Regions from separate parts of the Mus musculus genome. Here all the other regions are linked to region 3. Evidence: chromatin loops called from intact Hi-C (ENCODE). Cell type or tissue: heart. All regions are shown on one strand.

Evidence for each region. Peaks named below come from ENCODE experiments on the same cell type or tissue, not always from the same donor. Only the 100,000 strongest peaks of a DNase experiment are listed, where the experiment ranks them.
Region 1: it touches region 3 in a loop (2.0-fold over the local background); 8 of 42 quality-filtered maps call a loop at or near these places.
Region 2: it touches region 3 in a loop (2.4-fold over the local background); 2 of 42 quality-filtered maps call a loop at or near these places.

Annotation. Positions count from the first base shown.
Region 1 is chr8:104,337,337-104,345,336 of GRCm38, reverse strand. Cmtm3 (CKLF-like MARVEL transmembrane domain containing 3) reads right to left here and starts at 4,743. Exons shown (of 5, transcript NM_024217.3): 1 at 4,442-4,743; 2 at 1,424-1,579; 3 at 465-560; 4 at 1-65. The coding sequence starts at 4,588. In heart, CTCF peaks have their summits at 1,183 (motif pointing left), 1,845, 4,456 (motif pointing right) and 7,289; DNase peaks (open chromatin) are centred at 1,196, 3,926, 4,706, 5,786 and 2 weaker places; H3K4me3 peaks cover 2,932 bases; H3K27ac peaks cover 2,870 bases.
Region 2 is chr8:104,561,058-104,569,057 of GRCm38, reverse strand. No RefSeq gene overlaps it. Among named protein-coding and RNA genes, the nearest start is that of Car7, 24 kb to the right of the region's middle. In heart, CTCF peaks have their summits at 3,745 (motif pointing right) and 3,958; DNase peaks (open chromatin) are centred at 3,367 and 3,987; H3K4me3 peaks cover 286 bases.
Region 3 is chr8:104,094,141-104,102,140 of GRCm38, reverse strand. It overlaps Cdh5 (cadherin 5), which reads right to left and starts at 516. Exons shown (of 12, transcript NM_009868.4): 1 at 409-516. All of the region lies in intron 1 of Gm29682 (predicted gene, 29682), which reads left to right. In heart, a CTCF peak has its summit at 3,018 (motif pointing left); DNase peaks (open chromatin) are centred at 550, 2,570, 5,280, 6,350 and 2 weaker places; H3K4me3 peaks cover 758 bases; H3K27ac peaks cover 4,997 bases.

The sequences.
Region 1 (8,000 bases), 240 kb before region 3:
GCCACTTCATTAAAGATCAGGTAGAAGTCAATTGCGAACACAATTGTGGCAAAAAAGCCAAAAACCTGTGGGATACACGCATGGCATATGGCAGGGGACACAGACAGGATGGCTAGAAACATTGCAAGGACCTCTTTCTGGGTTCAGAGACCAGGAGCCTGGGCAAAAGCAAGCAGCACTGAGAAATATACTGACCAGGACAAATGGGCAGACACAGCCCTTGAGTTACAGCAAATAAGGGAAATGGGCTGTGGGCCTGGTAGACACTAGCCTCCCAACTGAGGGCAGAGCAAATCTCTAATTAGCAGACTGGAATGGCAGAGACCCACACAGGGACCCAGGGCCTAGGCAGGGGCAGGATGTGCCGAGGTTCCACTGTGGAAGTGGGTGCCAAGGGTGATGGTCTAGAGCATTGGGAGGGGTGCTATTGGGTATCATCAGAGAGGGGTAGGGCAGCCACTCACTCCAGCTGCTTTGTAAGCCCCATCTGAGTATTTGGCGACAGCAGTGATGGAGATGACGAAGTAGATGAGGGCAGCGGTGACACAGCGCAGGAAGTCCTGAGGAGAGAGGGGGATGTCCACACTGTTTTGACCTCCCACAGTGGGGTAGAGCTTGGGGACCCAACACACCCATCCCCAGCACCCAGGAAGTCCCTGTCCTGGCTGTACTTGCATGTCCTAGTCCTGAATCTATTTTCTGTGTCCTGAAGGTCTCCAGCAACTTACACTGCCCCATCCCTGGTCCAGCTGTATTTTCTCTGCAAATAGCAAATGTGTATAGGCTCGGCTACAGCTTGCTCCGCAGAAATGGGAAGTGGAGAATATCTGGCTCTCCAGGACTCTTGGCTTTGCCACAGTGAGATCCGTTTATGGTCACAGTCTCTGCTTACTCCCTCAGGGGAGGCTGCAGTGCTGGTAGCTATCACCAGGTGGTTACATGGACACTGGAGAGTAAAGTCTAGACAGCAGGGGCCAAGCCCAAGTCTTTGCTGCCTTTTTTCAGTGATGCATTAAAGAAACTCTCTCAAGACTGCAAGGTCTTCGGGTGGTCACACAAAGCCAGGTGCCTGATTACTAGACTCTAGGAAGTCCCAAGTCCTTGGTTACCCTACCCTGCTGGAAATGGCCTGTGGCTGAGGCACATCCCTCCTCCAAGGTCAGAGCAACAGCTCCACCTGGTGGCCAGGAGCCATCCGTGTGCCTAGCTTCACAGACCAGCTCAGGAGGCTCCTACCACCCATCAGGTCCGTCCATGGTCGCAGTGCTGCTGGGCGGGCAGGGGTAGAGATGTGTGAGCGTCCTGAGTTATCCGAAGCTTTCAGACTGCTCACCATGGCTGGAGACAGCCAGGGCTGAAATGTGGAACCCCAGATTCTTCAGGGGACAGCCAACCCTTTCCTCTTGGGTCCCCCGATCCTTACCATCATGGGCCAGCACAAACCCTGCCATTTGTCATTCAGCTGCATGGCATCAGCAAAGAGGAAGTAAACGGCCAACAGAAACTCCAGCAGAGGCACTGTGAGGAAGGCAGATGCGGAGGACACCACGTAGCAGATGAAGGTGATGAATGAAAGACCCTGCGGAAGAGCAAGGGGACTCAAACCCTTATTCTACCCCCAGGCCAGGACATAACCCTGAGTCCTAGCCCTTGCTGAATCCTTGCTAGGACCTCATCTTGAAGCCCCAGCCTCCCTAGCAGGCCACCTTGTGGGGCTGCTGACCTCTCTTGGCTCTAGGACAGAACAGAGCCAACTTAGCTGTGTCCACAAGGGGCAAGCCAGAATCAAAATCTACTGCTTTCAAAAAGTCACACCCAACACCTAACTAGGAAAAAAAAAAACTTTGTTAATGATGATGTGCAGGCCGAATCAGTTAAAATTGAAATGGTACTGATGTCTGCAGTTGAGTTTGAATGGTTGAAAGCACAAGGCAGGTGGACAGAAACGGGTGATAGAGCCGTGTTAGCCACTGTACCGTTGGGGGGGGGGGATGCAGGGGTGTTGACAGATATCTTTTGCCACTCCTGCATCTGCGAATCTTCATTAAAACAACAGCAACAGCTATGCATGAGGCTAGGGGTACAGCTCAGCTGGTAGAGTACTTGCCTAGTGCACACAAAGCTCTGGGTTCGATCCCAAGCACCGTCTAAACCAGGCATGGTGGTACAAGCTTGTAATTTTAGCAGATCAGAGGTTCAAAGCCATCCTCAGCTTTATATCTAAGGTTTTAGGCAGCCTGAGATACGTGAGACCCGATCTCGACAAAATCCTAACTGTCTCGGAGAGAGCACTAGTTCATTTGAAAGGTGGGGCTAGCCATACCATATTGACCGGAAACCAGGGCCACAAAACTGAAGGTATGCAGGTCGGACGCTAAGGCTCCTGGTTAGTACTGCAGACTTTGTGCATGGCGGGGAAACAAGATGAAGAAGATAGGTCAGTGGCTTTTTCAAGCCCAGTCCTTGCTAAGATTTCTGGACTTCTCCACTTCTGAACATTTGCGTGCTCCTCACAGCCTCTCTTTTGAAGAAGCAGGCTTAGTGTCACCCAGCCTAGTAAGAGGGCGTCAGAATCTGTACTTAGGTCATAAGAGGCCTCCATCTCCCTTCATCTATCACTACGGACGGCTTTGAGCCTATCACTAGCTTAGTAGTTTAAGAGGCTGTAAGGGAAACCCAGGTGTCCTGCAGGAAATACCATGGCTGCTTCAGACAAATGAACTGATCACAGGAACTCCACTCCCATCTCTTTTACTGAACAAGTCATGGGGGAAGAGGAGCTTCCTTTGGGCAAACAGGAAACTAAGGCTTAGAGAAAGGCGTTTTGAGGTTGCTATCAGCTCCTACTGTATTTCCTTGCCAAAGGCTGCTCGTATGGCTCTCCTCTTTTCTGTACCCATTCCCCTCAAAAAAGTCTGGTTCTGGGCTGGCGAGATGGCTCAGCAGGCAAGAGCACTGACTGCTCTTCCCCAGGTCCTGAGTTCAAATCCCAGCAACCACATGGTGGCTCACAACCATCTATAATGAGATCTGACGCCTCTTCTGGCCTGGCTGAAGACAGCTACAGTGTACTTACATATAATAAATAAATTTGAAAAAAAAAAAAAAAGAAAAAGTCTGGTTCTGGTGGCACTCCCCTGCCCCAACCTCCTCCCTCCCCCACTCCTGTTTTCTCACTCCCCAGTTCTTGGTGGCTGCTTCTTCCTCCAGCTTTCTATCCAGGTCAGACTCCCTACTTGCATGAGACCAAGGGGGAGGAATGACTGGGGGAGGCTCCCCTATACCCTATGAGCTTACTACCCTTCATATTTTCTTAGGCCTGTCTTTCTGGCACCCAGCTAGGGCAAGGACATCTTGTGACTTCTGGTTGGCACTCACTCCTTTTCCATGAAGGGGTACTGGGCAGGTAGGACTGAAGCCAGTGGCCAGTAGATTCAAAGACCCGCCCCACGCCTCCCAGAGGCTTCCAGAGATCTGAAACGGCCAGAAAATGGGCTCTAGGTCCGCTTGGCACCTCATTTAGGAACAAAGTATTAGGTTCTACCGGAGACCTCAGGGTTGATGCTCCTTAGTAGGTCCTGGGGTACAACGGAGAGGTCCTGGGGCAGAACCCCCCTTTTGCCCTCAAGGATATCCTCAAGGTCACTGGATGAGTCACCTGCCAAGTTTCCTAGCAGTTAAAGACACTGTCTCTCCTATCCCCAACTCGAAGTGGGAGCAGGTCGGATATTAAGTTGCTAGGTATCTGAGCAACAAGTGGCTGTCACTATGGTCTGTTTCCTCCTTCCACCGTCCCTCCTCCCACCCCTCTCCCCATCTCCATAGGCTCCATGCCAGTTCCCGCCCCACACGTGATGATGAGTGTTGGGAGGACAAAGGAGACCTTCCTATCCGGGTGGGGACAAGCAGGGAGGAGGAAGGAGTACAGCGCGGGAGGGGGGAAGGAGGGCATGAAGTCACCCCGCAGGCTCGCCACCCTGAAACAGTGGTCCGCCTGTGTCTTCACTACGTGGCCCCTGCCTCACCCACTCCCCGGGGGCACATCCCACTCCGTAGGATCTTCACCACACAGGCGGCTAGGTCTCAGCCTAGGAGGTGGGAGGGTGTGCAGGGCGGGCGAGGCCAGAAGAAGCTTAGCGAGCGCAGCAGTCCCGGGGACTCAGAGAGGGCGGAGGCGCTCGAGGTCACACAGCAGCCGAGCTGCGGCTCCAGCGGGGACCAGGACCCCAAACCCTTGACTTCTGGTCCCTTTCGAGGGCCTCGCAGACTGGAGAATCCGGGAAGAACACGGCTCGGGCCTGATTCTGACTCGAGCTCCGCTACAGAGAAGTCGTAGCAAGCTTGGGGGCGGTGGTCCAAATTCTCCTGGGCTGGAGGTGCAAGGCCCCAGGCTGGGGCGCGGGTACCGGGCTTCACGCACCCGGGGAGCACACGCACTCACCGACTCGGCCAGCAGGAGGCGGCCTTTGAGAGAGCAGAGGAAGGCGCGCGCGGGCAACAGGGCTCGGAGTCCCGGCACTGTCCTGCCACTTCGGGGGCCATGCGCGGACTCTGGATCGGGCTCTGGCTCTGCGTCCGGGGGCCACATAGCGGCGCTATCTGGTCGAGCCTGGGCCTCACTGCCTCACCCACCGCCCTGGAGGGAAGCGGAAACCCGCTGTGCGGAAGAAGAAAAAGTGGAGTTAGACTAGGCCGGGGACTCATCCTCCGCTGTCCCGCCCACCTCCCCCATCCCCACCCACAACTGCCCCTCGAACCCTGCCCCGCCCATCCTCCCTCCGACCATTCTCTACGCAGCCCCCGTGTTCCGTGGACGCTGCCTTACCCATCCGTCCTGTGGATCCTCCCATCTCCTCCTCCCCCACTCCCCCTCTGCCTACGTCCTGCCCATATCCTGCTCCATCCTTCCAACCACTCCTCATTGCCCCTCAGATGTAGTCCAGTCTGTCTCTCTCTGTCTTCTCTATTTCCACTTACTTCCTCTGCCTCTTCACTAGCCTTAGGATCCTTCCCTGCACCTTGTCCTTTCATTCTCAGTTCCCCCTCGATCCTGTCCCGCCCACCAACCCCGGCGCACCCCACAGTCCCTCCGACCCTGCTCTTCTCACTTCCCCACCCATGAATCTTTGCACTACACTGCCCCTCCGACTATCCTTGGCCCTCTATCCTCCGGTCACTTCTCATTCTTCACCCCCTCTACTGCCCCCCCCCACCTCCTTTACCTGCCCCACCTATCTTCTGCCCCATTCTCGCACCCCTTCCCATGCAGCCTTCTAGCACCTACCTCCCCACCTCCCGCACTCACTATTTCTGCTACGTCCCGGGGTGACACAGATTCTGTACCCAGATCCTCCCAGTCCCCTCGCACTCCAGCTCTCTGTTTGCTCTGTGTGGCTGGCCTGGAGTCTTCTTTTGTCGTTTGACTCCTTACCCCCCCCCCCCCCCCCCCCGTCCTGACTGACACAGACCCACTTATCTGCCCTGAGCGCCCCCTAAAGCGACCACCTGTCCTTGCTCAGCGGTTCTGCTCTTTAAGCTCGAAGTAACTTACTGCCTAGACAACTCCAGGACAGGGACACTGCCCCCATACCCCACCCCCATCTCCGCTAAGTCCTCTCCAGGCTTGGCTCTAACCAGGCGAGATCAGTTCTTTCAGAGTGCTTTCCCCTTCTTGGCTCCTCTCAGAGTTTTCCTACTACTTCCCAGGCCACCCTCCCGCTAGTTCTTGGCTTGCCCATCTTCCTCTATTTTACAGGCCACGCTCCTGTCAGGCCTCAGCCAGCCCATCCTCCTTCCTGGCCTCTTTCGTTAGCTGCCCAAGGCTTGGGTTCGTTCTGTGCTGGACTAACCAGAGATCTGGAATTATCCTTGTTCTCCCCCACGGCTAGCCCATCATGGATGCTCTCTTAATACCACTAAGTCTGCACTCCTGCCCCATTAACTATCGTGAGGCTCTTTAAGAGACTAATGCTTTCTTCCTTGTCACCCGGATGCGCTAAGATCACTAGTCATGATCCCTCCCACTGCACCCTCAGGAAAATTGATGCTTCCTCTTGCCACGGGGACTTTGTACATCTGTCCTTTCTAACAGTGTGTGTGTGTGTGTGTGTGTGTGTGTGTGTGTGTGTGTGTGTGTGTGCATTTTCTTGTGTCTGGGTGCTGATAGAGACCAGAGGTGACTGTAGCTGTTTTTGGCTACTTAGTGGGTTCTTCTTTCTTCCACCCTTCTCCATACCTTTCCTTCCACACTTTCAACCCTCTAACACTAGATAAGAGAGAAAAATGGATAGAGAGGAAAGGAGAAAGGAAAGGAAAGAGATCCCAGAATAAAGTCAGGGGTTGGAAAGGGGCAACATTATTATTAGTCCTTCTTGCTGATTGGGGCAAGTTTGAGCTTTGCTGTCAAGATAACTAATTTTTTCTTTGCTCATATCTATTTAACCAACTGCAGCCAACACCAACCAATCAACAGCCCACCCTGCTTCTTGGGATCCTAGCATTTATACACCCTCTGAAAAGTTCCCAGAATTCCAAACGCCACACAAGTGCCTAAACTATCTGCAGCTAGCAAAATCATACTCCGCCAGAGCACGAGACAAATCTCAGTCAGCTGCTGAGGATAATCTGAAGCATCCCCCATATCCCACCACTTGGGATTAAAATAAAAACAAATCCTTAGAACTATTTCTGCGTTTTCTAAGGAAACCAAAATTCCAGAATTCTCACTATGGGTGACTGTCCATATTATTTCTTGAGAATATATATCATTGAACTTGGAACACATGGGATTTCCACTAAACTTACTTGGTCAATGAGCCCCAGATGTTCTGTCTCTGCCTTCCCAGAACTAGCATTGCCACTATATGGGATCCAACTCAGATGCAACTGTGGTCCTCAGGCAACAAGCATGTGATTACAAGAGCTGTCTTTCCAGCTTCTGCTTCTGTCATCTTCGCCTGATGAAGGCTTTCTCTACTGATAGCAAGGCAGTGTGTTTTCTTCAGGGAGACATTCCTTTGTACATACAGAAGTGGTACAAGAAACCCAGGATGTGAAGAAACCTCAGCAATTTAGGGTAGGGGTCAGGCTACACCAGGTTAGCCCCGAATAAGATGAGGTCTGGCATGGCCAGAGAGATGTCTCAGCTGTTAAGACCACTAGTTGCTCTTTCAAAGGTTCCCAGCACCCAGAGGGCGGCTCACCACCATCTGTAACATTTCCCAGGTTGCTGGTTGGGGTGGGGGTGAGAGGGGAAGTGATGGCAACCCTTCTGGCGTCTTTGGGTACTGCATGACATGATACACTCATAACCTTGTAGATAGAAAACATATTAAAATAAAAAATAAAAGCAGGGCTACAAAGATGGCTCAGTAGTTTAAAACTAGGTCCCCAAGCACCCCAACATTAAATAAATAAAAATTTAAAAGGGTCCTGGGACTTACTGGTTGGTTTAGAGAACAGCCAACTGGCATTAAAGTGAAAGAACATTGATTGGTCGTGTCTGGGGCAGGGTTAGGAGGATGAGACTCCTGTATGCAGCCTTCACTCATGGTACCCAAGGAAAACATGTGAGAGTTCTAGGGCCTCACTTCTAATCTGTGTTGTTAAAAGTGGCTGTAGGGCTGGAGAGATGGCTCAGAGGTTAAGAGCACTGGTTGCTCTTCCAGAGGTCCTGAGTTCAATCCCCAGCAATCATATCACATAGTGATTAAAGAGGGTAATGCGATCCAATTAAAATAAATCTTTTTTTAAAAATGTGGCTGTAAATTGAAACTCAATAATAAGGAAATGGACCAGAGATTCGAACACATAATTTATCAAAGGGGAATGTCAAATAAATTAGCACATTGAAAAAGGGATGGGATGGGGGCTGGAGGTGGGGATTGGTTCAGCTGTTAGAAGCGATTGATGTGCAGTATTGAGATACTAGAATTCCAAATTTAGTACCTATGTGAAGACCAGGCCTTTCTCCTCATATAGTTAACTCCAGCTCCAAGAAG
Region 2 (8,000 bases), 470 kb before region 3:
CCTTAATGGCTTTGTTCTGGGGACAGCATACAATGAGGAACTGCCTGCAGCAGACTGGGATGGAGACATCTCAGTAACCCGCAGCAGCTCTTTGTAAAAAAAAAAAAAAAACAGTTGTTGTGGGAAGCCACATGTGCCGTTGCAGGGTGGCGCTGGCTACTGCTGGCCACCACGCATACATAGGCAGTAAAGTTTTTTTACCAAGATGAGGTTTTGAGAATTAACCAATCAGATGAGAGACAAGTTAACCAATCAGATGAAAGACAAGTTAACCAATCAGATGAGAGAGAAGTTAACCAATCAGATGTAGGCATGCAAATGAGGTGGCAAGCATAACCCAAGCACAACCAATCCGGGTGTGAGACACGCCTCTCCTAGGCCTATATAAGCAGCACCAGTTCTGGGCTTGGGGTCTCTTCGCCTCTGCAATCAAGCTCTCCCAATAAACGTGTGCAGAAGGATCCTGTTGCAGCGTCGTTCTTGCTGGCCAGTCGGGCGCATGCAAGAAGTTGTTCCCATTTCTCCTAACCTTAGCCCTGGACAACAGCTGTATAGATTTCATTTGTGCGTGACTACTTTTTGGTTGGCCTTGGTGTGCATATTATTCTATTAATTCTGACTTTCTTATTACTTTCTCCTTCTGCTCTGGTGAATTCTGTGAAACTAGATGTTCCCTGATGTAACGATTTTCAAACAATTAAGAATTGAGACATGGGGCACAGCACAGCACAGTCCTAATGGCCCAGGTGCATGCTGCGTGTTCTCATCTTGGAAACAGTGTAATAACTGTACAGTGGTCGTTCCAGATTAATGCTTGACTTGCAAAGAAAGTTTGAAGAAATTATTAGAAAATGAAATAGAGCCAACATTGGAACCCCAAGAAAGGAAAAACTATTGAAGTTATGAAATAAGTTTTACTGGTGGCGCACACCTTTAATCCCAGCACTTGGGAGGCAGAGGCAGGCAGATTTCTGAGTTCGAGGCCAGCCTGGTCTACAGAGTGAGTTCCAGGACAGCCAGGGCTACACAGAGAAACCCTGTCTCAAAAAATCAAAAAAAGAAAAAAGAAATAAGTTTTACACAAATTTGAGAATGGTTCCTGGATAACCAAGTATAGAATATGTAAAATCTTATAGTAGTAAAACTAAGTCAAAACACTGGGACTCTTAGGAGAATCACTGTGTGCAATATGCAGAAGCAGAAAGCTACTGGAGTTAAGGGTTATCTTGATTCCTTCTGGCCACTGCCTAGCAGCTTTGCCCATGTCATTTATCATTAGAGCTTCACAGGAAAATGCAAGTAGCTGGCCTTGGGGCTCTGGGCTCTGAAATACAATAAGTTAAAAGTTAAAGTTTAAATAATGGTAAGTTTGCAGTTATTATTTCTTTGGCTTTAAGCCTGGGAATAGGGAAGCTTGAACTTTTGGGGAACAATTGTAATTCTTAGTTCTTTGTGGAACATGGTTATTCTTTTGAATTTGATTTGGCAATGATTGTACAATGTCTTTTTTTTTAACCTGCTTTTGGAGTAGCAATAAAAGACTGGGGCAAGTAAAAGGCAAGAGAGAGAATGAGAGAGCCAATGCAGAGAGCGTAAGAAGAGAGAATGTGGAGAGAGTGAAGAGGGAATGAGAGGCGTGTATGGAGAGTGTGTGTGAGAGATGTGTGAATTGAAGAGTGTGTGTGAGAGTAAAAGGGGAATGCACAGAGATGTGTGTGAACCTGGGAGTTCAAGAAAAGTCGAGTGCACAGGAGAATGCAGAGCATGCGCAGCCTCAAGCTGCAAGCAAATGAGCGAGCGAGAGAGAAAGAGAGCAGAGGATGAGAGAGAAGAGAGAGAAACTTTAAGCCTTGAAAACTTGCCTCTTAGCTTGTACCCAAAATGCAGTCTGTGTATATTTATTATGTGCCTTCCAGATAGCCCTGCTTCCAGTTGAGAACTCTGATCCTGTGTCCAGATTGGACCCTGACAGCTTTTGCATTATTGAAAGGTAGAAGGTGCGGCCTCGTTAGAAGAAGTCGGTTCCTGGGGACTCCTCTTAGGGCTTTCCCTTGCTCCTTCCTAGGTGCCATTTTCTCTGCCTCCTGGGTGCCCTTCCCGAGAGAACTCCTCTCCTCTGCCATACTCTCTCTGCCATGATGACTGGACCCTCTAAAACCATAAGACAAAACAAATCTTCCCTCCTTGAAGTTGCTTTTCTTGTCTATTGGGTCGCAGCAATACAAAATATTACACCTGTGTCTTAGTTAGGGTTTCCATTGCTGTGAAGAGACACCCTGACCAAGGCAACTCTCCTAAGGACAACGTTTAATTGGGGCTGGCTTACAGGTTCAGAGGTCCAGTTCGCTATTATCAAGGCCGGAAGCGCAGCAGCATCCAGGCAGAGAAGGTACTGGAGAAGGAGCTGAGAGTTCTACATCTTGATCCAACTGCAAACAGAAGACTTACAGCCACTTGGACTCTAATGTCAATTTGGGTCCCCCAAAATTAGTTTACACGAGTGGGTCTATATGTAGCTTCTGGGAACCTGCCCCCAGTTAATTCTGTCTGGTAAACAAAGATGCCAGCAGCCAATAGCTGGGGAGGAGAGGTAGGATGTAGGGTTTCTAGGCTTGGGACCAGAAGGAAGTAGGAGAGAAGGAGAGACACATGCCATGTCTTAGGACTAACAGAAATCTTGTCAAAAAAAAAAAAAAAAGGATTAGGTGATTCAAACTGACTTTACCAGATTGTCCGTAGTAAAATGAATGAATTTGAGCCTTGCTCTTGGGACTTTCAAATCTCCTGGAAGTTTATCTATGTATCAGGAGTTGTCTGAGGGGCAAGTTTGAGTATTTCAGAATGCTCCAAACATCCCATGGTGGGAAAGAAGAGAACTCCCCCACCCTACCCCCAAGCTGGGGTTTCTCTGCCTGTCTTAGGTAAAGGCTTTTACTCAAATAGGACAGTCACGTCCTATTTGACACTAATAACTTGGTGGGTGCTGCTTTTGTGAGCCTGGTCCCCTGTGGGAGATGCATGGGTGGTGTGTTGTAAGCATACTGTTACACGGAAAACCAAACATTCTCTCATCAACCAAAGGCCAAATCCAAAGCCTGCAGCTTCTATTTGATCAAGCTTCAGTAGAAGACTGAGCACCCACACTGGGCATTTTTTCTCCCCTGTGGAGGAGGGTGGCTCCACTAACCCTGAGGCTCGTGAATGGACAAGAAGAGCCTTAACCACAATTGACACTTGATTCTCCAAGAGTTCGTAAGCTTTGGCATAGTCTACCCTGTGTGGTGTGAGAGCTTGGCAGGTGGGGGCCTGCATTGCCATTGGCCGGAGGCGTGAAGTGGGCAAGGGACCTCCGCTGAATTTAGGGTCCCCGTTTCTTGATTCTAGTGAGTGCTGTTGGGCAGATACCTCACCTCCAGCTGTGGGGTGATTGCAGAATGAGGATGGGGCATATATGTGGGGTGTGGGGGTGGAGCTGGCCTCCTTTCTTCCGCTCCAGAGTTATTTCTGTCTGAAGAATTAGGACCTGTGACTGTAATCAGGGCACCCCCATCTCCAGGCTATGCTGAAGACTGGGTCAAATGTAATTTTTTTTCTCTCACATTAACCTCCAGTCTCACAGAGCTACCTCCAGAACCTTCTCCTTCCTGTTCCTCTCCCTGGAATGTCCTCTATGTCCCATGCCTTTTGGGGGATACAGCCATTGACTCAGTCCTCCACGCAAGCCCTTTCAGTCAGTGGCACTGGCCAGCTGGCCACTGTATCCACGGTGGCTACCTTGGCCAGCAGAGGAAGCAAGAGCTGAGAACTCCAGGAAGAGAATAACCAACAGCGAGAACATAACCAACAGCAAAAATATGTCAATAGTCTGTTAGCCAGTAACTTGCTGGTTCCCCACCCCCACCCCGCCCCCTCATAGCCAGGCTCTCCAGCGACCCCTAGCGGGTGCGTTACTAACTAAGATGAACCAGAGACCAAACAGCAGCCTCATATGTGGCCACTAGGGGCGTAAATATGGCAAGGAGCCCCAGAACTGCTCACTTCACAGAGTAGGGACGTGTGTGTGTGTGTGTGTGTGTGTGTGTGTGTGTGTGCGCGCGCGCGCGCGCGCGCGCTTTACCTGCTGCCCAAACGTAGCTAAGCACTAGGAAATGACATTATGTATCCTGGTACAACATAACAAGTGTTGCGAGGTTACTTAACTTCTTCTAAGGACACTAAGGAGTGACATCAACTGAGACTTAGCTTTGAAATCGGCCAACCCTGTCTCCATCTAAACCAATCTAACCTCAGGGTGTCATCTGCAAAATGAGAATAGTCTCTGTCTCTCTGTCTCTCTCTCTCTCTCTCTCTCTCTCTCTCTCTCTCTCTCTCTTCAGGTGTGCTAGTATATGCCATTAATCTTGGGAGCAAGGCAGGAAAGTCATGAGTTCTAGGCTGACCTGGGCTACCCAGTGAAATATTGTTTCAAAAAAAACAACTGTTTTTAAAAAATCATGGCACACACCTGTTATCCCAGCCCTGAGGAAGTGGAAGCAGGAGAATAAGGAATTCAAGGTTAGTCTTGTCTATATAGCAAATGTGAGACCCTCTTCAGCCACACAAGGCCCTGTCTTAAAAAGGGGGGGGGGGAGGGCTGGAGAGATGGCTCAGCAGTTAAGAGCACTGACTGCTCTTCTAGAGGTCCTGAGTTCAATTCCCAGCAACCACATGGTGGCTCACAACCATCTCTAATAGGATCCAATGCCCTCTTCTGGTCTGTCTGAAGACAGCGACAGTGTACCCACATACATGAAATAAATAAATAAATCTTTAAAAAAAAACCAAAGAAACAAAAAACCTGTGCGCTGGAGAGATGGCTCAGTGGTTAAGAGCATTGACTGCTCTTCCAGAGGTCCTGAGTTCAATTCCCAGCAACCACATAGTGACTCACAACCATCTGTAATGGGATCTGGCGCCCTCTTTTGGTGTGTCTGAAGACAGGGACAATGTACTCACATACATTAAATAAATAAATAGATAAATCATTAAATAAATAAACTGATTTGAATCTGACTAAATGGATCATTGGTGTATCACTGGTGTGCCACAAAGAACAGGCCCTCAGAGGCACCAGAGAAAGGTACTGCAAAATAATTTGTGTCTCACATTTTAAAGTAAGTGTAGCACGAGGGATATGAGCGGTATCTTCCACATTGTCACCTGTCATTGGGTATTTATTTTATATTTAATTACACTTGTTAGGGCTCCTGAGTCCTCTTGGTGTGTTATTTAGGTAAAGGTCTTACACGAAATGTCCCACAGAGGCCACCAAGAGTGGGACTCCACTGTCCATTGGGGGTACATTTCCTGTATGGCCTGGAAGAGTCAAGTCAGAACTGGGTGTACAGGGCCCCAAAGATAGTGGGTCCTGGAAGGTGTTCTGTGGAGCATCCTGTGTGATGGGAAGCAATGCCCACATAGAATTTCGGAGCTACCCGCCTCCAAAACCAACCTGTTCCCTCAGGACCTTGCTAGGGAGACTGAATCCTCAGTGCCTTCACCTCCCCCTCAGCTTCAGGCCAGGCCCAGGCCTCCCCTCAGTCCCTAGAGTCTATCCTAGAGTGTCTAAGAGAATATAGGGAGATAGGAACAATGGGGTTGGAGACACTTCTGGAATTTGGCGAGGGCAGGGGTGCCGGCCCTTGAGACTGTGTGATTGCTATCTGATGTTCAAAGGACCCATGGAATGTTCTTAAGGCTGATGGCTCTGCCCTCAACGACTAAAGTCTGCGTTCTCATTCCACTTAATTTGGAAACACAAAATAAGTTCCCACACTTCCCACAGACAGCAAATTATGCAAGAATACTCTCACCTACTGTGAGAGGAGACTGCACCATCTTACTAGGCTTTCAGTCTGGTTTGCCTTATCAAAACCTATGTTGCCACATGATGTCACCTTTCTTTACTTTTCTCTCTTTTGAAGCACAGCTTCACTGTGTTGTCCCGGCTGGAACTCACGATTTAGATCGGACAGGTCTCAGATGCCCAGACACCTGTTTCTACCTCCGGAGTGCTGAGCATAAAAGAATGAGCCACCACACCTGGTAAAAGGTGATAACATTTTAAGATGTAATTAAAGGGCTATGAGTATATCTCCATTGGTAGAGCTCTAAGATGGTGGTGCGCATAAAGTCCCAGATTTGATTCCAGAACAGGGTGGCATACAGCTGTGATTCTAAGCACCTTGGAGGTGGAAGCAAGAGGCTACAAAATGTAAGGTCATTCTTGGCTACGTAATGAATCCAAGGCCAGCCTGGGTTGTATGAGACACTGTCTCGTAAAAGAAAATTATGGTATGGATATGCACCTTTAATGAATGGTTGTCATAGTACCAGAGACCTAGCTATACCTCAGAACAAGCTGTTAAAAAAGCAACCCTTTGTCTTTGACCCTTTGGGAGAGGGAAGTGGGAGGAGGTTGAGAGAGTCTTACAGTATAGCTCTGGATGTCTTAGTACTCACTATGTAGACCAGGCTGGACTCAACCTCACAGAAACTTATCTGCCACTACCTGAGTGGTTAAAAAGTGTCGTAACAGGCAGCCGTGAGCATGGTGGGTGCTGGGAATTAAGCTTAGGGTTCTCTGTACTAGAAATATGTTTTCTTAACTACTGAACCATCTTTCTAGCCCCAATTTTTTCTTCTTTAACACCTTTCTGTCTTTCCAACTTTTGCTATTAGTAGAGTCAACACAAGGCCCACACCAGAAGTTGAACAGATACCAGGTTCAGTTTTTTTTTCTTCCCAGCTGTCATAACCATCAGCTAAAAAGAAAAAGTTTTGTTTATAAACTACTCACCCTTGGGGAATTTATAACAGTAATGAAAAACTGTTTAGAATTGTAGTGACTTATTCACCACCTAAGATAAACATTCAAGAGGACACTTCTAATAGAACATTCTTCTAATAGTCAGCTGCTATGTAATGGAAATCTTCAATATGAATACAAACATTGAGTGACTTCATTGTGTCACCTTTACATAACCATGCACATCACATACAAATGACATCATTTGTGTATGTAAATTCAGTTTTGATTGTGGCTGCATAATTGAAAGTGTATGTTGTGGAACACTGTTCTCTGGGTATGACATGACCTTTGACCCCTCGAAATCAGAGCAGCCATTACTACCACATGAGACCCTTAGAAAAATGAGACTAATAACCTTTGCTTGTGGAAAAAAAGAGGTGAGATTCAGAGCCTGCATGAGGCTTCCATTAACTGGGGAGAGAGAGGCTTTCTTGGGTGGTGTGGCCACAAGTAATTGGCGCATACAATTGAACTCATTGGTTCACCAAGTTCAGTTGAGTGGCATCTTTTCTCTGGCCTGTTGTGCCGTATGTAGACACTTGTTTATCTCTCTCCAGAAAAAGTACTGCAACAATATCTTACTATATATCATAAATTACTATTTTTGCTATTACTACTACTATCCTAAATAAGACATTAGATTTTTTTTAAAGATTTATTTATTTATTATATGTAAGTACACTGTAGCTGTCTTCAGACACTCCAGAAGAGGGCGTCAGATCTTGTTACGGATGGTTGTGAGCCACCATGTGGTTGCTGGGATTTGAACTCCAGACCTTCGGAAGAGCAGTCGGGTGTTCTTACCCACTGAGCCATCTCACCAGCCCAGATTTTTTTTTTTTTTTTTTTTGAGGGCTGGAGTGATGGCTCAGTGGTTAAGAGCACTGACTGCTCTTCCAGTGGTTCTGAGTTCAAATCCCAGCAACCACATGGTGGCTCACAACCATCTGTAATGGGATCTGATGCCCTCTTCTGGTGTGTGTCTGAAGACAGCTCCAGTATACTCATATAAATAAAAAATAAAATTGAAAAATCATTTTTTTGAAATTATATGTATAGGTAAATTACATATTTTGAAAATTTCATTTGAGGCTCCTACTGGAAGGTAATGAATTTACTAATATAAAGAAGTGTTAGAGGGGTCATTTTT
Region 3 (8,000 bases):
CCGTTATTTGTCCATCCCACACAAAGCAGATCCTACTCAAATCCAAGGTCCAGACTCCAGTCCTCTGCCCTTGTCCTTGCTGAGTGACAGTGGAAATCCTATCCTCTTTGAGCCTGGTAGTCATAGAAGCTCCAGGTCACTGGAGTTTCCCTGAGTACGACAGTCTACTTACAAGGCTGCTGAGTCTTTCTTGAACATTGGTTCTGAGATAACCGTTTGTGTCCTTGCACACTAAGAGATATGCATTTTTTTTAGCCCTACCCTGGCCCCAGCAGAGAGACTCAGGCTCCGGAGAGGCTGTGTTCCCTTGAGAGTCCTACAGTGGCCATCCCATACGGGCAAGCCAGGACTCTCCCAGTTTTATCTCCATGAGACAGGAGTAGAGAGGGATTTGGGAGTCTCACTTACCTTGTCCGTGAGCAGAAGGCTCTCTCCACTGCAGTCTGTCCAGGGCCGAGCTTTGTGGAGAGCACAGTTGATTGCCTCAGGAGGGGAGAGGGGAGCCACACCCAGGCTGGGAGGGAGGCAGGTTTTCCAACTGGCCCTGGCCCACTTCCCCTCGGGATGGTTTCCTGTTATTGTTCCTTTGTGAGCTGCCTGCAGATAGGCAAGCCCTACGGTGGGCGGCCTCAGCTTGGTCAGCCTGGGCCCGTGGAAGCCTTGGACCTGCCTGGGGTATTCAACTCATACCTCAATTCTAGGTCTCATCGGAGGAGCTGTGAGCCTAGGGGTAGCTGTGGGGGCTCTAAGCTTCTGCCAGAGCATTCAGCCATCCCTGGGAGGCAGGTGTCATATCCCCCACTTTACAGTTCAGAAAGCAGAGGCTTAGTGGGTCTAAGGTACTTGTTTCCTCGCTGGACAGAGTAACCCAGACAGAAACCCAGCTACCTCAGCTTCTCCACAGAGCCGGCTTTCCGTGGCGACTCTGTAGTATGGTGGAACGAAAGGGGGCTGTGGAGTTCTCAGAGTCGGGCAGCTGAGAAACGTGACAGACAATCACTTTCAGCAGCAGATTTTGCCTGTCAGATTCTTCCAGGTAGGGCAGTGTGAGTTTCAGTTCCAAGGTACCAGCCTGGCCCATCTCACTTTACAAATACTGGGTGATGGGCTTCACGTGACCATGGACCAACCAGGGATCCATGCCTCAGTCTCCTCATCTGTATAATGGAGATAGCCATAGGTCTGAGTCAGCAAAAAAGTAAGAAGAGCTAAGAAGACAGCAAAGCAGTAGGTAGACCAGGGTCCCTCAGGACCAAGAGGCTGGGGAGATGAGGTCAAGATTCTCTTCATTCAGCCAGGCGTGGTGGCGCACGCCTTTAATCCCAGCACTCGGGAGGCAGAGGCAGGTGGATTTCTGAGTTCGAGGCCAGCCTGGTCTACAGAGTGTGTTCCAGGATAGCCAGGGCTATACAGAGAAACCCTGTCTCGAAAAACCAAAAAAAAAGAAAAAAAAAAAAAAAGAAAAAGATTCTCTTCATTCATTATGTGATGGGTTAGTAAAAATTTCAGGGTTCTGGCTCAGAGTAAATGACAGACCCCCAGAGTGTACCTTTTGGCAAATTGCCTGGGTTTCTTCATGCATAAAAGTTTGGGAAGTCCCCAACTTGTCCTGCTTTTCAGTGAGGCAAAGAGGGACCATAAGAGAGCAGATCTTTCCGGGCATGGAGAAAATACTGTGGGGGTAGGGTGGGGTGTGGTGGGGGGAAGAAAGGGTTTTCTGTTTGGGGTAGGTAATGTTGGAGATGCCCATTAGACACCCAAGTAGAGACATGGGCTTGGTGAACGAAAGCAAAGTTGGTGTAGCCAATCACTCCCTCCAGGTCCTCTGAGAACTGAACTGGAACGGAGGCCCAGGGAAAGGAGTGTACATTAGGATGGAGTATTAGCGTCCTGAGACCATGTGAAGACAGATGAGGACATCAGAGTAAGGAGAGAGGCCAGGGAACTGTCGCTGGGGCTGTTCTCAGCTCTGAGCGGAATCCATAGCATTCAACTACTGCGTGCGTGCATTCGTGCGTGCGTGCGTGCGTGCGTGCGTGCGTGGGCGAGTGCGTGTGTCTGTGAACAAACAGAAGCTCCACATTTTCCTCTCTGCCACAATCTGTTCTGTTCCCTGCCCTCAAGGTGGGCTGGCCCAGCATAGACAGCTTCCCCGAGAGCTGCCTGCCTTGGTGGTCTGTGTACTCAGTGGACACGTCTGCCAGGGTAGCACTTCCCGCTGGGTCTCATACTCAGCGCTGGCAGGCTGCCAGGGACAGGGCCTGTCCGGCCATCAATGCAAACTCCTTTTGTACTCTAGCCCTGGTGGATATTTCTGCCCCGAACACAGTCATTGTTGTCATCTGTAAACAGTAAACGATGGACAGGCAAGCCTTGGATGTGCCCCGGACTCCAGGGATGGCAGTGGAGGTCTTCATAGCAGAAGTTCAGTCCCAAAAGGCCAGGCTAGTGCTCTTCAGACCCCCTGTGGATCCAATACCTGATTTCACCCCTTCCTCACCCTTCCTCCTCGCACTCCAAGCCCACTGGAGTCAGAGAAGGTACTGGGAGGAGGGCGCATGCGCAGGGAGTAGCACTGAGCGTGCTGGAGGCTGCCAGGAAGACAGGAAACACGATGGTCTGCCAGAGCAGATTAGATGCAAGCTGGAGAAGGAAGTGGTATAAGGGGCCAGGGGACGCTCACCTAGGCTAGCGAACTCTGGGACTAGATCCTGTCTGTGTGTCCTAGACTCGCCGATTGGCTTCTCTGAGCAGCTCTCCCCGTCTCTGAAATGACCTTCAGGCCACACTTTTCAGGGCTAGGAGGTCAGAGGGACACTGGCAATCATTAACACAAGTAAGGCAGACTGAATATGTGTGCTTCATATGCGAGTGGTCTCTGGGGCAGGATGATGCTTCAGTACCTAAGAGCATCAGTTGCTCTTCCAGAGGACCTTGTTTCTGCTACTAGTACCTTTCTGGCCACAAATAGGTGTCTGTAGCTCTGGTTCCAGAGGATCTAATGCCATCTTCTGGCTCCCTCCTGCACTGCATGCCCATGGTTGCACAGATGTATAGAGAGGCAAAATACCAATATGCATACAATAAAAATAAATATATTTTTTTAATGAGCATGGTCCTCAAGCCTCAGGATCATTAGGGTGGAGAGAGGAGTTGGAAATGCAGATCCCTTGCCCTCACCTGAGGTATGTGGAGACAGAATGGCTGGAGATGAACCCCCAATATCTACAGTCTGGCAGCCCCTTAGGCCTTGTGGCTGAGCGCTCACATTGAGGAGCTCACGCGCGGGGCTCCCAGCATTCCTCCCAGCCCCTCCCAGCCCACTGCTGCCTTGCCTGGGAGCCAAGTGATCAGCTGTATCTCGTTTGGCCAGCATTACTGCTAGCTTGTCTTCCTGCCTTGGTCCCTCCCCTCCCCTCCCCTCCCCTCCCCTCCTCTCTTTCTTTTTCTCCCTTCCTTCCTCTTTCTCCTCCTTCCCCTCCCTCTCCCCTCCCCCTCCTCCTTCTTCCCCCCCCCCCCACCCTTTTCCCCCAGATAGCCCACAGGCTGGGCACTAACTCATGATCTTACTGCCTCAGTCTCTCAGATACTGACTTCACAGGGTTTACACCAGTCATGCCTGGCTCTTGATGCCCTTTTGTTTTGTCTTGTTTTTGCCAGTGTGGGCTGACTACTTGGTACTCCTGCCTGAGCTTAGTGTCGCTGAAGAACAGGGAGCAGATCTCCTTCGGAGAAGTTGTCTGGTGGCAGCAAACCTCCCCATAGTCTCTCTGCAGTCAGGTTTGGCTGCTCCAAATTTTCCCTTTTCTTCATATGATGCTTCTGATAACAGAAGCTATTCTGAGGCTCCTAGTACGACTCCTACTGTGTGCCTCTGTGTCCTAGGCTTTATAACTTCTCTCAGATAGGATGGCCTTGAGAGCAGGGGTTGGATCTAATCTATTACAGCACCAAGTATTGCTTCATGTACTTGTGCCTAGCTCCAACTAAGCTCCTTCCTGGATATGTCTGCCTGGCCTTGCTGAACACAGTAGTTCAGCTCAGGATGGCCACACATGCTTCCTGCCTCTGAGCATTTGCCCAAGCTGTCCTTTTCTTCCGAGATGATTTTCCTTCTTCACTGTGCCAGCCAAGGGTTGGGAGCAACCCTTTAATGCTCAGCCCAAAAGCAGTACCTTTCACCTAGTCTATCTGATTCCCATTCCCATTGGAAAGTCCTCCCCCACCCCCCAACTCTAGTCCTCATCTGTCCAGTGGCAAAGCCTGCCCCCAGAGCTCTGTGATGGTTCCTCTTCACTGGCAACTTGACTAGATTTGGAGTCACCTAGAAGACAAACCTCTGGATGTGACTGTGAGAGGATTTCCAGAGAGCTCTCACTAAGGAGAAAGGCCCATCTTGTATACGGGCAGCACCAGCTTATGGGCTGGCATCCCAGACTGAATAAAAAACAAAAACAAAAACAAAACAAAACAAGCCCAGACCAGGAAGGAGAGAGCCTTTATTGGAGTTTCTGGAGTTCTCAGAGAGCTGTCACTCATTGAATTGCCTGTGAGATCTGGAGTCAGTCACTCCAAAAGTAGATGGAGGTAGCCTGGGCCACCAGGGGAAGATCCTGCAGTTAAGGAAGCCCTGGGCCTGCTGCTCTCATCCACTGAGCTCCTCTGCCCTGGAGAAGCCCACTTGTTAGCTTATTACAGTTCATGGACACCAGGTCCACAATGTAGGCTAACAGAAACTATGTCTGCTTTCTGTGTTTGGATTTCAGTCCTCTCTGAGAAGTGCCACCGGAGCTCAGTACAGTGGCACTGTTTGTCAATATCTTCATTTCCCTAGCTCTGTGCCAGGCTCATCATCTAGATGAACTTGAGCCACTTGGAAGGGACCCACACTGGTGGCTGCTTTCATACTAGGTATTGTCAGAGAGGTGGCCTGATGTCCCCCAAGCAGCTTTGAAACCATGGGCTCAAACTAAGAGGTTCTGTTTTAGGAAGATTGTCCTGTGTAGGTTTTGATCCCCCATGGGGTGGTTTTGTGTGTGTGTGTGTGTGTGTGTGTGTGTGTGAGAGAGAGAGAGAGAGAGAGAGAGAGAGAGAGAGAACACGAGAGAGCGAGAGAGCGAAGGCACACTCTCGAGAGCGAGCAGGGTGGGGGGATGGGGCATGATCTTGACCACCGAAGAGGCCAGAGGCTAAGGCAGTTAACGCTGCAGCCTCAGGAGCCTGAGGAGGAAGAGGGGTGTTGGGCAGTCTGTCCCAGGCCAGGAAGGAGCAGAGCAAGAACTGCATTCCTGGTGGTGAGAACAATGGCCATTAGAGCGGAGGGGGACTAGCTCCTCTGAGAGCACTTTCCCAGCTGTCTTGCTTTCTCTCAGACATCCTTTCAATGTTGTTGAGGAAGTGGTGCCAGAGGACCAAGGACCCTGAAGCTGGAAAGTCCAGGCTGAAAAGGCTCAGCGCAGAGCCTGACAAGGACTGGCTGGGATCGGCTTTCTCAACCTTCCTAAAGCCACGATCCCTTAGTACCATATTTCATGTTGTGGTGACCCCCAACCATAGAAGTATTTCGTTGCTACTTCATAGCTGTCATTTTGCTACTGCTATGAATCATAATGTAAAGATCTATGTTTTCTGATGCTCGTAGGTTACCCCTGTTAATTGGTTGTTCAGCCCCCAAAGGGATCAAGACCCAGAAGTTGAGGATCACTCATCTGGCTGCCCCAGACCAACCCTGTAGCTTTTACTGTCTTATTTTCCCTTTCTGTACAATGGGGAGGGTGATTGTGTGCCTTCCTCATGGGTTGTTGGGAGAAGTTATTGAGAATATTTATGCAAAGTATACAGTAGTTACTCAGTAAGTTGGGAATGAGACAGAAGAGGTGTTAATGGAGACAGTGGTGAGTGTATATGGAACTAAGATTGTGCACATGGCATTTGTCTGATAATGTGAATGTGTGAGGCCAGCCACAGAGCATACAAGGTATTTCTGTGGCCATATGCAGTACTTGGAGTGTAATGGTACACTGAATGGTATAGCTGGGACCAGGGAGCCCCAAATCTTGGGCATTATTCTCCTCAATTCCTCTGGAATTCCCTTCCCAGGCTAGCACACAGACAAAGCCTCCTGTATGCCGTCTCCTTAAGGGCCCAGAAAGGGGAAAGCATTGATTGGGGGTGGTCCAGCAGCTGGGCAGGACAGAATGAGACCAAGGACCTGCCTTCCTGTCTGGAGGGCAGGCGTGAGTCTGGCAGAGCTTGGTGCCCGGAAGCTGAACCTTCCGGTCTCCAGGGCCTACATTCCCTTTCCTCTCTGTCAAAGCATCCTGGAGAACAATGGGTAGGAGCCTTCCCCATCTGTGGGGCAGGAAGGTGGATCTGGCCTGGCCAGCTTGATGGGGCAAACAGACTCGGTCCTACGCCAGTTTCTCATCCAAGCAAGTCTTCCAGCTCGGTTTGCAACTTTTCCCAGACGCTCCACTGCTCCACTCGGCGCAGTGCACAAAGCCTCCTGTGGCCTGAGGCCTGTCCTTTGAGCACAGTGAGGCCAGAGGAGAGGCAGTGTGAGCTGAGCTGTTCTTCCTGCAAGTGCAGCTGCTAGGGAGAGCCAAATGGAACCAAATCCTCAGGATGGTTTGGGTCTTGAGGATCGCCAGTGGCCCCCCCCCCCCCTCCATGTCACTGAGACGGATGGGAAAGCAGACATAGTTTCTGTTAGCTTACATTGTGGACCTGGTGTCCATGAACTGTAATAAGCTAACAAGTGGGCTTCTCCAGGGCAGAAGAGCTCAGTGGATGAGAACAGCAGGCCCAGGGCTTCCTTAACTGCAGGATCTTCCCCTGGTGGCCCAGGCTACCTCCATCTACTTTTGGAGTGACTGACTCCAGATCTCACCGGCAACTCGGTGAGTGACAGCTCTCTGAGAACTCCAGAAACTCCTATGAAGGCTCTCCCCTCCTTGGTCTGGTTTTCCTGAAACTGTCACCAAGCCCAGAGGAGGAGCCACAGGTGACATCAAAGAGGGGCAGGACTTGAGGTAGCACTAACAGAGGCAAGGTGAAAGGACAGGCATTCTATGGGAACCTGACTTCCTTGAGGATAGTCAGGTCAACTGAGAAGGAAGCAGGGTTCTTTGGTCTGGGCAGATGCCTGCCTCATGGGATGGTATTCTGCACCCCTCCTCCCCTCCCTATCTGAGATCCTGGCTTCCTCTGGGTGGGATTCCCCAACCTGGGTCAGAGACATCATCTCTCAGACTGCTGTTTTCCCAACCATCACACTGCTGTCAGGTCACAGGGTATTTATTTGCAAAGGCCACCTTCGCTGCCTGCTGCCTGGAATTCCACTCCTAGCCTCTCCAGCCATGAGTGTGTGTGTGTGTGTGTGTGTGTGTGTGTGTGTTGTGGGTACATGTTGGAAGTTGACATTGGGTGTCATATTTCTTTCCGCTTTTTGTTTCTTTCTGACACAGGGTCTCGCACTAAGCCTGGAGCTCACTGATTGGGCTTGATTACATACTGAGCAGTGTGAGCCTCAAGGATCCATCTATGTCCACCTCCAAGTTGGGATTATGTGGGTGCTGGGATCTGAACTCACGTCCTTAGGCTTGCATAGCAAGCACCTTATTGATGCAGCCATCTCCCTGTCCCAGACTCCTTAACATTCAGCCTAATATGTTACCTTGTTAAAAACATAACAGCTTTGGGCTGAAGAGATGGCTCAGTGCTTAAGGGTAATGACTGTTCTTGCAGAGGTCCTGAGTTCAATTCCCAGCAAACCACATGGTGGCTCACAACCATCTGCAATAGGATCTGATTGATGCCGTCTTCTGGTGTCTCTGAAGAGAGTGACAGACAGTATACTCCTATACATAAAATAAACAAATAAATAAATCTTAAAAAATATATATATAACAGCTTTATTGAACTGGAAGTCATATATGAAGCTCATCCTTTTATTATAGTATAGGATTCAGTGTGTGTGTGTGTGTGTGTGTGTGTGTGTG